Regions from separate parts of the Homo sapiens genome. Here region 1 is linked to region 2. Evidence: chromatin loops called from intact Hi-C (ENCODE). Cell type or tissue: heart left ventricle. All regions are shown on one strand.

Evidence for each region. A loop is a pair of places that touch in the nucleus more often than their neighbours do. Peaks named below come from ENCODE experiments on the same cell type or tissue, not always from the same donor. Only the 100,000 strongest peaks of a DNase experiment are listed, where the experiment ranks them.
Region 1: it touches region 2 in a loop (2.3-fold over the local background); 2 of 110 quality-filtered maps call a loop at or near these places.

Annotation. Positions count from the first base shown.
Region 1 is chr21:26,861,566-26,869,565 of GRCh38, reverse strand. The region is part of intron 1 of LOC105372760 (a long non-coding RNA gene); the gene reads right to left. Among named protein-coding and RNA genes, the nearest start is that of ADAMTS1, 20 kb to the right of the region's middle. In heart left ventricle, no CTCF peak of the experiment used is centred here; no DNase peak of the experiment used is centred here.
Region 2 is chr21:27,357,835-27,365,834 of GRCh38, reverse strand. It overlaps LOC124905003 (a long non-coding RNA gene), which reads left to right and starts at 1,303. Exons shown (of 2, transcript XR_007067831.1): 1 at 1,303-4,921. In heart left ventricle, a CTCF peak has its summit at 3,391 (motif pointing left); no DNase peak of the experiment used is centred here.

The DNA of each region.
Region 1 (8,000 bases), 500 kb after region 2:
TGAGTGCCTGAGAATTTTTTTTTTAGTTACAGGTGGTGATAAGATACAACTACTGTCCTTGAGAAGTTTACACTCCTGTGTGAAAACTGTATCAGTAACCAAACAATTACAGAAATTTTATACGTATAAAAGGTAATAAAATAACTATATATATAGCAATAAAAATAGAAGAAAGGAAGATGTTCCTACCTCAGCCTGTTTGTTTCTCAGGAGAAAACTGACACCATGTGGGATTTCGTCAACATGATGTCACCAGAAGAGCAGAGTACTAAAAATAATAAATGTTTTTCAGGTTCACAAGAGTGTAAAGGATGTTTCAAGATCGATCTAGGAAGGGAATATAGACTAGGTAAAAGTACAGAGATATAAAGCAGCATTGTGTGTGCAGAAAACAACAGAGTTAGGTACCATGAGAATTCACAGGGCAAGAAGGGCTTCTGAGAGTTGACCCTAGACAGGTTGTCCCAGGGCACAACAGGAGTTTGAATTTTATCTTCTAAATGACTAGGAAGCTTTGTTTGAAGCGCCAAAGGGGCAAACAAACTCATACAACAAAAATGTCATTTTTGAAATTTGTGGAAGATGGACTACATGAAACATGCCGTATGTTTCTTTATTCTTTATTGTATCCCTTTCTTTTGACTTAGCATTTTCTGTAGTATTTTCTATGTATTTCTATAAAATATAATTATCATTTTAATAGAAATACACCATTTTACCAGTATAACAAGAAAATTGGTTTGTTTGACATATATATACACACAATATATATATTATGCAGACATTCATTCACATATACATATCTGCATGTCTTTCATGCATTTTTACATAGTTTAAAAAGGCATATAAAACATAATGCTCTGTAAACATTTTAATAAGTTAAAAGTATATCATAAAAATTTACCAGGACTTTAAAGTTTCTTCTCAGGGCATTTTTATGCAACATAGCACTAAATCATATACCTGTATTCTAATGTATCTGAAATTGCTTATATTTTAACATTCTTTGATTCTTTGATATTATAAAAAGCTGGTGGGGTATGAAGTCTGACACCTGTGGTCCCAGCAACTCAGGAGGCTAAGGTAGAAGTATTGTTTGAGCCCAGAAGGTTGAGGCTGCAGTGAGCCATGTTCACACCACTGCACTCCAGTCTGGGTGACAGAGCAAGACCCTGTCACTCACACACACACACACACACACACGCACACACACACGCAAAAGCACATAGTGATGGTTAATTTTATCTATGAACTTGATTGGGTCACAGGGTGCCCAGATCTGGGCTCAAACATTATTCTGAGTGTTTCTGGGAGGATATTTTACATGAGATTAACATTTAAATCAATGGAGTGAGTAAAGCAGATTGAACTCCATTATGTGAGTGAGCCTTGTCCAATCAATCAGAGGCTTAAATAGAACAAAAGGTGGGCCCTCTCCCTAGTAAGAAAGAATTCTTCCTACCTGACTACCTTTGAACTAACACATTGGCTTTTCCCTGTCTTTGGAATCAAACAGAAATCTCACCTCTTCCTGGGTCTCTTCCCCTTTCCTCCGGGAGTGGAATGTTTTCTTTCACTTTGTTTTCCCTTCCTATGCTCAAGGAAGATAGTTTTGTTTTAGTTTACACCCACAGTTAGTGGATTCTTCCCCTTTAACTTTGGCTTCAAATAAGAGATAATTCTAGAAAGTAGGTAGAGCTTTGTACCTAGCATCACCAAGGGGAGGAAAACGTCCAGCTTGTGAGTGAGTGCAGAGCTTTCTCATGTTTGGACTCTCTGACATGCTGGCTAATACTTCGCTTTTTTTTTTTTCTTACTCACCTTTGCAGTAGGTAACTCTTCTTAGTGCCCTACTAATGGTGAAAAAAAAATTGTGAGTTCTCGCCTCGGAAGGGTTTGTTATACTTTGGAATTTAGTGTAGTTAGTTCCTTATGACTGCAGCTTTATGAACAGTTCAAGAAAAGTTATGATTTTGTTGATCATCCAGATTCTTCTAACAGTGTTCTCTGACAGTTTTATACATCCTAAGCAAAAGCTAAACTCCTTTGAATTAGTTCTTCCACATAAATTTTAAACTTGCTATTCTGAGTTCCCTCTAAAAAATATTCTGTTAATATTTTTATTGTGATCATGTTAAGTGTATAAGTTATGGAGAACTAATATTTTTATAATGTTGAGTTTTCCATGGACTCAGCCTTCCACAGTAAGGTATGACATCATTTGATCAAATCATTCTGCATCCCACACGAGTTGTTTATTTTAACTTTATTATTTTTCAGCAAATCTTTAATATATTTTTTCATGCTCCTTTTTAAGATTTTAATAATTTTTTATAGTTGTGAAGGGAGCTTTTCTTACATTATGTATTTAAACTACTTGCTTTTTATATATGTGAAAGTTATGACAATGCTATTATATTGTATACAGTTTTTACTTGATTTTCTTAGTTTTCAGTAAAATAGTGCTATGTTCTTAATGTTTGTGTCCCTTCCAAAATTTATATGTTAAAATCCTAACCCCTAATGTTACAGGCGGAGGGTTTTGACTACCAATTGTGCAGGTTCTGGGCATTCTGAACAAAAAATTGGACAAAATATGCAGACAAAGTAATGAAAGAATAAAGCAATGAAAGCAGAGATTTACTGAAAAGAAAGTACACTCCACAGAGTGGGAGCAGACTCAAGCAAGCGGCTCCAGAGTGCTGGTCACAGAATTTTCTGGGATTTTAATACCCTCTAGAGGTTTCCCATTGGTTACGTGGTGAGTGGCCCCCGACCAGTCTGATTGGTTATGGAAGGCAACCAATCAGAGGCTGAAGTGAAGTTACAAAGTTATATCCCTATGCAAATTTAGACTAGGCCCACCACCAGACTGACTGGTTACAGGAGGGGACCTATCAGAGGTACTTTCCACTTTTTATCTGCAAAGCACAAAAGGGGAGGGCTGCCAAAGGAGTAGCCGTTGATCCTTTTGTTATTTGGGCATGGAAAGTTGGGGTTTCCTTTAGATTTAATTCTAGGAAGTCAGCATAAATTGGTCTCAGGTTTCCTGCCTCCAGACTCTATTCTCCTGCCTCACCAAGATGATGGCATTAGGAGGAGCCACCTTTGTAAAGTGATTAGGTCATTGAGGGAAGAGCCCTAATTAGTGGGATTAGTACTCTTATAAAAGAGGCCCAAGAGAGACCCCCAGCCCCTTCAAACAGGTGAGGACACAGCTAGAAGACAGTTATCTATGAACTGAAAATCAATCTTCCCCAGACACTGAACCTGCCAGCATCTTGAATCTGCTTGTCCATTATGGTTGTAAGCTCTGCTGTCACTGTCATTCTTCCAAGACTCAGGCTTATAGAGCAGCCAGTGATTTTGACATAAGCATTGTCATTACAGAGGAAAAGAAAGGGAGCGTGGCAAAGCACTCAGTGGCTTCAGAGTTTCCAACTGGAAGTCATACTCTGCTTTCATTTTATTGGCCAATTTAAGTCACTTGGCTCACAGTTTACTAAAGCAAGTCACACAGACACACCTAACTTCAAGTGGGTAGGGAAGTACAATACTAACATGTGCTTGGAAAGAGAACCAGAAATATTTGGTAGACAGTTTATAATGACTACATAAACTGCTTCTTAGCTATGGGACCTTAGGCAGGTCAATTAACATTTCTAAGCTTCCAACGATTAATAGAAAATATTACAGAGGGCGCTTTTGAAGAAATAAACTAATACATGGGAAGTATTTAATGTAGTGCCTGAAAACCCCAGTAGTGAGTAAATGTGAGTTATTATACCACCACCACTATCATCATCATTATTGTGAGTTATAGCTAAATCAATTTTACTCAAGTATTGTTAAAAATATTTTATATATGTTTGCCTTGGATTGTCTAATTTTTTTGAATGATTTATGTCTTTGACTCATTTATTAATCAGAAAAATTCATTTTTCATTGTGATTATTTTCTTAATTATTTTAGATTTCTTGGGGAACCATTGAGCCTATATATTAACACTTACATTAATATCTACCAGAGAATGAATGAGGAAAAAAGACCTTTTGGGTTTAATACATATTGCATTCAAATGGCACTTTTCTACTCCTCAAATGATTCACATTAAAAATGATATATTATTCAAAGTGCCAATTGAGATAATAATTCAAGACTGTAAGACTATCACAATTTGTAAAAATATAAGTAAAGGCATATATTGATTGCTCTAATGTATGAATGTTTGTGTGTATACATATAAATATAGCTATATAATGTAGTCTACAAAAAATAAGTATAGGACAAAAACTAAATTATTTTTCATTTGTAATTTTTACTTCTCAATATATGCATTTCCCTCTTCTCTAAGAAAAGGAAGTGGAAACAAGTTTTTTCTTAGGAAGATAAGATTCTGCTCATCAACCATTTCACTATTATGTACCATCCTTAACAAAAATAATTAGAAAAGTAGGGAAAAAATACAAGAAGTCAAAAAGCCTTTTCCTATTACTTACACACAATCATTTTAAAGAGAATAAGTAGGCTGGGTGTAGTGGCTCACGCCTGTAATCCCAGCACTTTGGGAGGCTGAGGTGGGTGGATCACGAGGTCAGGAGATCAAGACCATCCTGGCTAACACGGTGAAACCCCATGTCTACTAAAAATACAAAAAAATAGCCAGGCTTGGTGGTGGGCGCCTGTAGTCCCAGCTACTTGGGAGGCTGAGGTAGGAGAATGGCGTGAACCTGGGAGGCAGAGCTTGCAGTAAGCCAAGATCACACCACTGCACTCCAGCCTGGGCGACAGAGCGAGACTCCGTCTCAAAAAAAAAAAAAAAAGAGAATAAAGAGAATAAGTAAACCATATGTAAAGGAGAAAATATTAATGCAAAATATTTAAAATATTTTAATATTAAATTGAAGACTCCAAGTTTAAAGTTTTTCGTTACAATGAAAAAATGCCCCAGATTCATTCTTTAAACTAAGTAGTGAATGACACTTTAGGGTTTGAGTTTTATAAGCTCTCATAATTTTTCCTTTTTTCAAAGAACAAAGAGGCATTGATAAAATTCTCAAATGATGCTAAAGAAAAGTTTTACAGATAAGCAGGAAGAGTTAAACAATAGCTACTCATTATGCTTTTAAAATTAGATTTTAGCATAATTTAGATTTAGATTTTAAAATTAGGTTTAGCATAATTTTCTTTGTTATTTCCTGAAACTGCTAAACTATATTTCTTAGTAATAAACTCTTTTCATATGTGAATATCTGTGTGTGGTCATATAGATTTTATATTGCTTCAAAACAGAAGAACGATTAATAAGGACAATTTAGAATGCAGAAACTAAGCTACACAGACTAAAATGTGCTAATGTAAATGAGTAGAACCTCAACTGAAAAATCTTTTCTAGAACACGTGACCTTTCCAAAAGAAGTGAAGTGTTCCATATACTTAACTTTTTACAGAAGAAACAGAAACGGAAATATTATTCACATACAAGATACATCTATCAAGTCTCAAAATAATATAATGAAGAAAATCAGATCAATAACTCTCCCTTTGTAAAACGTCTCTGCTCCCTCCTCCCCGCACCCTTGAACAGAGTTAATGGTCCCAACCCCTCTATTCTGTCTGTTTTCCCTGTAGATCACTAACTACACTAAAACAGAAGTATTCTAGCAATTCTTGATAAGACTGTGAAGTCTTTGGGTGCAAAGTATATACCATTAGTGTCCAGTACAGCACCTGACACAAAGTAGGAATTTAATAAACATTAAAAAATCTGTGTTAAGCACAGTATATAGAAAAATAAATAAATAAAAATATAAAAAGAGAGGAAGGAAAGAAGCGAGGAGGGAAAAAAAGAGAGAAAATAAAATTGACGAAGTCACAGAAAAATGATACAATCTTTTAAAAGTCATTTGAATTGATAAGAAAACTTCTTTTCCTCCAGTTTCTTAACATGGAAATTATGCACCCAGGTGCAGTGGTTCACGCCTGTAATCCCAGCACTTTGGGAGGCCAAGGCAGGCGGGTCATGAGGTCAAGAGATCGAGACCATCCAGGCTAACATGGTGAAACCCTGTCTCTATCAAAAAGAAAAAAAAAATTAGCTGAGTATGGTGGCCCGCACCTGTAGTCCCAGCTACTTAGGAGGCTGAGGCAGGAGAATCGCTTGAACCCCGGAAGACGGAGGTTGTGATGAGCCAAGATCCCACCACTGCACTCCAGCCTGGTGACAGAGTGAGACTCCATCAAAAAAAAAAAAAAAAAAACCATGAAATGTATGCATACACTGAAGTACTTGAAGCTGTCAACAACCATTTGCAATATTCTTATAAAATAATAAGATTTGTGTACTTGTTTTAACTAGAGTGTACAAAATATAAAGTGGGGAAGAAGAGCATAATAAAATTATAAAAAATAGTAAAGAAATGGCTAAAAAGGCATAGCATTTTAAGAGAAGTTCTTCTCATTATGCACTCTTTTCTATATGCAAATAAAGTGAACAGACAGACATCTGTGATTTGACATATAGTTGATGGGAAAAATCTAATTTCTTTTGTTTTAGTGGTATTAAAAACTTCAAATCTGGTTTTAATGGTACTAAAACCTCTAAAACCTTCAAGTCTGTGTTTAAACCTCAGGCAAGTATTGGCACCTAGGCTTAACACAGGGAAGAGGTGACTGACAGACTCAATTTTCCCTCAAAAGGCATGTCCTACAGACACTCAGAAATGGCATTTGGGTATAAGCTTAATTCATTAAAGTTATTTTCTATTCTCTTAAAAACTTATAGGCTTTTTTCCTTTATGCTTTTGATTTTTTCTATGTGCTGTCTCAAATTTTCTTTTTTTTAATTCTTAATTTTGCAAAAATAGACCCAAAAAGGGATTTACTTGAGCCTTCTTATTGCAGTATTTCTCATACCACGTGAGTTCTTGCTCTTCCCTTATCGCACAGGAGTTGTTCAGAACAGAGCTGTTGTGTTTAATGGGTGTCTGAAAATCTCTTGTAATGTTCTTTTGGTTCACCTGCTTCTGTTTATTTGGTCTCTAATTTCTAATGTAAAGTATATATAGCTTGTGCAGTTGCCTTGAATTTGGATGTGCACCAGCTGCTTAAATTTGGGTTAGTGTCACATTCTTCTTCCAGGTAGAAATGTTTATAGGGTTTTTGTAAAGATGTAAAAGATTGTCATATATTTATCTTTTCCTTGTTGAAACATTCTCTTAAAAATACAGGGATAAATTTTGGCCAAGCTAAATAAATGTGAATAGATAGGTCAGTGTCTGCATATAGTAAGTGCTTGATAAATATCAGGAATCATGAGAATGATGTTGATGAGTTCCAAAAAATCATCATATTTATCTACTCAAGAGTCCATTTTGTTTCCTTAAGTGAAAAGTCATATGACTGACGTCTTTATATTTCTTGCCTCAGTGATACAATATGGAAATTTGAAATCTATTTCTTCTTTTGGCGATAAATACTTATACACACACAGTCATGCATCAATTAACAATGGGGATACATTCTGAGAAAAGCATTGGTAAGTGATTTTGTCATCGTATTGTTACTGGGGGGTCCTTGCTCATAGAGCTTCCAAGATGGCGGCAGCCTCGTGTTCTCTGACCTGGGGTTCTTGGCCTCACGGATTCCAAGGAATGGAATCTTGGGCCATGCGGTGAGTGTTATAGCTCTATTAGAAGCCATGGGTCATGGAAGAGAACCATGGAACCCAGTGACTAGTGTTCAGCTTGATTAGGACGAACCCAGGCACTTAGCTGTGCAGGAACAATGGCAAGCCTTTAGCCTGATCGGGAGTGGCAATGGGTGCCTCGCTGGATCAGGAGCACAGTGGACACCCTGCCAGATCTGGAGGGATGGAAGTCAGCGACGGGTCTGCAACGGCGGCAAACAGCAGTGGTGGATGGTGAGCAAAAGCTCAGCTTGAGCCGTAACAAACACGGACCAGAAGAGTGCAGTTGCAAGATTGAATAGAGTGAAAACAG
Region 2 (8,000 bases):
CACGGTAGTGGAGATGGAGCCATGCAGGGCCTGACAGCACAGAATCCCACTCAATAAGGTTGATCTGGCTACTTCTCTAGTAAAATTCCCAATAACTTAGCAACTGAGATCAACTGTCAGTCTCTAATATGGCACCTTAAGATAACCAACCAGGCATTTGGTAGCAAGTTGCTACCCTTGGACTTCTGCTCTAAAAGGGACATGATTCACCTTGATTATATTTTAGGTATTGGCTTCCTGTTCCTAACCTCAAGACCTAAGCCAGTTACACTACCACAAAGTTTACTAAATATTTGAGCCATCACACAGGATTCTGCTTATAATCTCTTCAGATAAAGGGAATCATTTTACACAAATGATTAACATAAAAGAAGGAGAATACAACCACAAAGTATATTGGTCTTATATACTGTATTCCACAACATGCCAACAACTGTCAGCTGATGGAGCAAATAAATTGCCTTTTCTCTTTTTCAGCTATATCAAGGTAGAATTGACAAATAAAAAATTGTATATATTTGGCTGGGCGTGGTGGCTCACGCCTGTAATCCAAGAACTTTGAGAGGCAGAGGCGGGCAGGTCATGAGGTCAGGAGATTGAGAACATCCTGGCCAACATGGTAAAACCTGTCTTGACTAAAACTACAAAAATTAGCTGGGCATGGTGGTGCATGCCTGTAGTCCCAGCTACTTGGGAGGCTGAGGCAGGAGGATTGCTTGAACCTGGGAGGCGGAGGTTGCAGTAAGCTGAGATCTTGCCACTGCACTCCAGCCTGGTGACAGAGGGAGACCCTGTGTCAAAAAAAAAAAAAAAAAAAAAATTGTATATATTCAAGGTGTACAATGTGTACCTCTGGGTTATTTAATTAATCTCATGTTTTAGGATTATAAAATCTAGAATTATGTAGATGAAATAATTCAACGTGGTTTTTCAGATGATGTGGCAAAAATTGTACGTCTATATGCAAAAATAAATGTGAATCACACCTTGCACCACATGCAGAAATTATAAAACATCTCCAAGGAGATGTCCAAAAAAAAAAAACCCAAGAGACAACCTTGGGTTAAGTTTAGACTCAACATCCAGCAACATGAATCATAAAAGGAAAATGAAATATATTGGCATTCAACAAAATTAAAAAAAAAAGAACGATTTGCTCTTTGAATGACACTGTTAAAAAAATCAAAGAAAAAGTCACAGTCTGGTAGAAAACATTTCAAAACATATATATATATAAAATGAAAGTCTGTTACTAAAAATATATTTAAAATTTTCACAACTGAATAATGATAAAAAATTAAAAATGGGCAAAATATAAAACTTTATTCAAGGAAATATGTGGATGCACATTAACATATGAAATGATTCTATACATCATTTTATTTAGGGAAATGCAAATTAAGACCACGATGTGGTAGCGTACATCTGTTAGAATGGCTTTAAAGCAAAACTGGTAGTATCAAGTTGTGGTGAGCATGCAGATCAATTGGAAATCTCATGCAATGCTAGTGGTAATGCAAAATGACACAGCTATTTTTGAAAATGATGCAGCTACTTTTGAAAATACTTTGATGCTTTCTCATAAAGTTAAACATCTATTCAGCATACAACACAGCAATACCACTCCTAGGTGGATATAAAAGAGAATTGAAAGCATATGTTTGTATAAATATCTATACACCCATGCTTATATCAGTCTTGCTCCTAATTACCCAAATTAAAGCCAAATGTCCATCAATAAGGAAAATATTTATACAAATTATGGTACATCTAAACAATGGAATAAAAAACAGCAATGCAACAACATTAATGATTCACAAATGTATTAGACTAATTGAAATAAACCAGAAGCAAATGGTAGTGCATATAGTATGATTTCACTCGTATGACATTTTGGAAAAGGCAAAACTATATGGACAGAAAAGAGACCATTGTTTGTTAAGGGCTGAATATGGGAGAAAGAATTGACCACAAACTTGCATAAGGGAATTTTTTTAGATGATGGAAATGCTCTATGTCTTAAATGTAATGATGATTTCTTGACTACATGCATTTATCAGAATGCATAGAACTGTACAACCAAAAGGAATTAATTTGTCTATGAGTAAATTATATCCCAATACATGTAAATTAATTTAGTAGCACAAGAAGAACTTAGGACAATTTCTGGTACAAGTAAGTGTCCAAGAAACACTAGCTGCTATTGTTATCATCATCACCATTATTGAAATGACCAGAATAGTTTTAATAAGTGAATAATAAGCCACAAAAATAATAAGTTACAGTTTTTATAATATAGGATGAGACAGTAATACAAATTTATTCAATTTCATAGTCAAATATTTAGATGGTCAAATGAATAAGACTATAAAAGCACATATAAGCTAAATCTCAAATCTGCATTTAGAATTAACAGTGAATATTACATAGTTTTTTTTTACAGTATTCTAACTAAATTTTCAAAACAGATTAAAAGTGTCTGTGCATGCATTTATTCATGCAATATTTATTGACCATTTACCATGTGTAAGTCCTATGCTATGCACTGGGACTATTAGTGCTATGACCCTGAACTAAATCTATTAGTTTAGAAATTATCAATAATAATTTTACTCTTACATAATCTAGTGTATTGTATAATCAAACATGTAACAGCAGTTAAGTCAAAAATATTCAGAAAGAAAACCAGGGTCAACCTGAAGACTGAATGTATGTTTATAATTTTTAAAGGAGAATTTTTCTGTGCTATATAGTTGGTGGAAGTCAAGTCAACTGGAACAATTGAAGATAAAGTATGTATGTAAATACTGTTAAAGTTAGGAAAAACACTAATGAAAAAGTTTAATGGAAAGTTGGGATCTAGTTATGTTTGAATAAAGAATGTTTCAGTTACCATGGCTACATAACAAATTATCTCAAATCTAGTATTTACAAAAAATACTATTTTACTAATATTGGATTCTAGTAAATTACTGTCACGGATTCTGAGGTTCAGCATGGCTTGCCTCTTCTCCACAATACCTAGGGTTATACTTGGAAAGGCTTGCTGGCTGGAGGCTGGAATCTTCAGAAGACATCTTTCCTCACATGTGTGGTTGTTGACGCAGGTTGTTGGCTGAAACCTAAACCGAGCTGTGCATTAGAACTCCTAAAGTGGCCTCTTCTTGTCTAATTCATATCTTAATAATAGTTGTAAACTCAGTAATAGCTTTTCTAAAACCCCAATTTAAAAATGGGCAAAACATGTTAGTTTATTTAGAAATATTTTTACCTAGAAGTTTATTTAGAGGAACCTGGACCCCTGGCTCATGATTGGGAACAGCACCTCTGAAGGCTGAATGTCTGCATTGAACTTGATGGAGTAAGGATAAATTTTACTCTCCACTGACATCTAGAGGGGGTGTTTTTGGAGAGGAAGATTTGGACTTCTTTCTAGCATGGTGGCTGACAGCAAACATCCTCAGAGAACAAAGTGAATATGCCTAGCATTTTTACAACCAGACCTTGGAATTGTCATGGCGTCATTTTAGCTTATTCTATTGGTTGAAATAGTCACAAAAATCTACTCTGCTGAAACACTTGGGGTTAGGGGTGGCAGCACATTACCATGGGCAATGGGAGGAAAATCAAGATCACATTAACAAGAGCATGAAAGACGGGCCATTTTGGAAGATGCAATCGTCCACAAAATGTGAGTATTTGTCATCGGATTATATGAATATTGATATAATTAGCAATTGGTAGGTCTCCTTTTGGAAATATAGTAATTGACATGAGAGCTAAGTGAACATTACAAAATTGGCCTTAAATAATTAGGTCCCCAGCTTAGTCAGGAGTCTCATTAATCATTTTCATTCTATAGGAAAGTTTGCCATTAATATTCAGGTCATACAAGCAAAAGCAGATATTTATAGATAGCCAGAATCGCACTGTTTAGCAGACATGTATTCATAACATTATGTGCTAAGCACTAACTACACCTAGTAAAGACATCATGTTTTCCACATAAAACTACTATATTAAGTACTCTGCTAGTATGAGTATTTTCTTTTACCACACAGTGACCTGTATTTTACTTTCGGAGAAAAATTTTTTCAGCTTACAAAATGTTAGCTGGATATTTACCACTTTTATTACCTTCATGGAAGTCCAGCTAGACTAATACGCCTTTTGAAGAATGAGCTAAGATGAGGCATTTGATAAATTTCTTACAGCTATTGTTTTCCCTGATATTATTTTTATGGCATGGAATTAAACGTTACAAAATATCAGTTTACAATGACTGGAAAATCCAATTCCCTTAATAGTGAAGAAGGTAAAATCTTCCAAAGAGTATTACATATCTCCAAGCACAATATACCTTGATAGATATACAGCATACCTTTTCCTTAATATAGACAAAATTCAGCATATTGTGGCAATAAAATAGGAATACCAAATGTGTCTTTTGCCAGTATCATTTCTTGAGGTGGCTACAGTCCCATTCCCGTTTCTCTTTGAAAGAACTAAATTCAAAGTGCACCTAACAGAGTGGTGGTTACTCATAAATCTGTTTTATATTCCAGAGTGTTGGAGGAGTGGGGAGAGAGAGTAGTTTCGGCTGATGGGATATTGGTAGAAAAAATGTAAGTTATTTCATTAAAGGTCCTTCTTCTCTTGTTTGATGTCCAAATGGAAGGGATTTGTAGAAGACTTCAGGACTCCAGATGACTCTGAAATACTTAGCAACAGTAGAAGATAACTACATAAGAGGAGCTTGGAACTTTGGCTCACCATGGGGAAGAGCACCACTGAAGGCTGACTATATCTGCACTGAACTTGATGGAGCAAGAATAAATTTTACTCTCCACTAACATCTAGGGGGTTGTATTTTACAGCAATTGCCACCATCATCAATATAGCTGATACTGTGAGACAGAAGGTAAAGTCTGAACAAGTTTATAGCCTCAGTGCAAGTAGCTGAAGAACAAAACCACTAACTCTGTGTGAAGAAGGATATCAAGGTTTTTTAAAAACAATAAAAAATGATAGTGTTGTAGACCTAGTTACGCATCATATAAAATCCTCCCATACCTACCAGCTTATGTATTCATCCTGTCTTTGATCCTGGCCCTTGCCTATTTTCTAAGGGACAGACGTAACGATAACTCAGGGACTTCCCAGGTCCAGACTACTCCCCCTGCTCTACCACCAACAGAAGTTTGGCACCCTCATGCGATGCATTGGCTGACAAGGAAAGACTTACCTTCACATGGTCATGCTGGACCCACGGGTATCTGCTTCTCTCTACCCAGAGGGGCCAAATTACACATCCTCTATGTGAAATGTGAATGAGTCAATGCTCCATGGGGCACACTTATACCAATGAGAAACCAACGAGAAACAGAATATGAGATTTTCTCTTTCTACAAAATTTTAGAAATAAAATAAGAAAAAAATAGTTCACCTAAATTAAGCAAATATTTTCCTATAAAGCACCCACATTTTCTTGCAATAAATACATTAACCTGGAGAAATGTCACTAACATGTCAAATTAACTTCTCAATTAATAAAGGCCAATTTTGATGTATTTCTAGCACTTTCAAGCTAGAAATAATGTGAATAGTTTTAAACTGAAGTGTTTTACACTTTAGTTTTACAGTTTTACAGTTCTGGTAAATATTTGGCTTCTGTGCTTTTAAGTTACTGTTGTAACTCTGAAGCCATATTTTGATTTAATCCTGAAAGGTTTCAGAAAGAAATCATGGACTACAAAACTTGTATAGAGTAACTCTTTTGTTTTAAGCAAATAAATACAACGTTAAAAAATTCTGCATTGGACAAAAGTAAAGCAGTTTAGCTTACTCAAATAAAACACAGCTGAATGATGATCAGTGTATTCTTCTATATGTTATTGTATCTTCAACCTCACCAGACTTTTGGCTGGTAGTCCCAACAATGTGTCCTAAACTTCATATTACCTGTTTTGATGTTGATTTTCACTGCAACTGACCATAAACACTTCAAGTTAGAGACTGTTATTGATATTATTTCTCTTTTTAATTATTAATGTTATGTGAAGTAACAAGCATATAGTAGGGAATCAATAAGGATTAGAGAAATTAACTTAAGAGGAAAAATACACATCTGAAGCTGAAATAAAATACTCAGAAGGGAAGTATTACGGGAGATATTTTAAGGACTTGACATTTCATTGATTAAGATTTCTTTTTTTCCTCATTGTGTAGTATCAAAGATCTTTCAAAAATTACAGGGATATCAACATAGAAGAACATATTTAGAAACATCACATAATGATTCCAAAATATTGTCTTTACTTTTAAGATTTTTTAGAAATCTCTCTAACATAAACTTCCTTGGGAATGGGATCACTTAAGGATAAGGAACTTTGGATTGCTGCAGAGCCATAAATTACAAATTCCAACCAGCTGACAGATTGAACTTTGAAAATAAAGAAAAATGCAAACCCACAAGTTTAAAATGTAAACATGTTGCCCAAAACCATTAAAAAGTCAGTTTGCATGATACTCTCAAGGTTGTTTTTTAAAAAGCCTGTCTGTTAAGTAAAGACAGTATTGTTCACCCTTTGAAGCTGATTCTCAAGAAGGGGTGCCCTTCTGCTACTCTCTATGAAAATAAAAATGAAAATAAAATATAAGGTTTTATTTCCTGCTTAGAGTTGTCCTAGGCCTGTGCTAATGCTTTCTACTGCTTTATTTCTAAAATTTTGTATATGAAGCTATTGCTACAGGAAATCTTTTTTTTCTTAAGACTTTAATACCTGGTAATCACACTACTGTAGAATTACTTCTCTATAAGGACCTTATCAGTAGGATTTAGTAGGCAATTCAAGAAGATAACAAGCCATGAAAAGATTTGGAATTTTTCTGGCTATGAGATAATCAATGATGTTCTATAAAATTCTGGGAATTATATCATTTTGGAACTACTTGCTCTGTGGTTGTTATTGAGTAATTTTATAATCTGACTTTTAGACAAATCACCACATTCATTTATTGATACAAGATTTAGTTATGGAGTCCTTGTTTTACACATGACAGCATGCTAGTGGGCTCGTCTGTTGATTGAAGGGAGAGTAAGTTACAGACCTGGACATTAAGCGACCTGCAGTTTCATAGAGGAGATGACACATGAGTCCAATTACAAAGACATTTGTAGGAAGTTCTAAGAGTCTCACTCAAGGCTCTCATGTCTGCTCTTCTTCCTCTACACATTTGTCTTTTCCTCTCTCATCATTCAAAATTTCATCATCCATCCAGGATAGCGTCAGAAGTTCCAGACAAATACATTCAATTTTTAACTACAATTTTCCTTTTTTCAAGTTACTCTGTTAATCTTCTTCCACTGGAACTCTTTCTCCACTTCCCTGAAACTTATATCTCATTGGCTCTCTCTACTTTTTCTACACCCACTATTCTTTTCTCCTTATTTTTCAACCCATCAAGCTTAGATTTCATGACCCAATCTTTAATTACTTGGAGAATATTTGATCTCTCTGAATTCTGCTCTTCCAAGAACTCTGGCAAAACCCCAAACCAGTTCATACCCACTTTCTTTTTGCCAGCACCTGTAAAGCTAAGCATTGAGCATAGGTATCAATATGAAGCTACCTATTTCAAACTCAACAGAGTTCAAGTAAGTTGATTATATTACATAATTTTTCTACTAGGTAGCCTAGAGCCCATTCAAATTCATCTTGTTCAAAAATAACACTCTCCCTGGGAGAACATTTCCCCCTGTAAGTTTCTCGTTTTATGTCAACCCCATCTACCTAATTACCTAAGCCAGAAATCTATGTGTCACTCTTGATTGCATTGTCTCCCTTACTTGGCAATTTCAATCAATCATAAGATTGAGTCAATTCTGGTAGACATATCCATCTCCTTTTCTAAAACTGCCCTGTTACCTCTTGGTCAAGCCATCATCGTCTTTTGTGTAGGTCATCGGAACAAAGTCTTAATTCACCTCCTTGCTTACA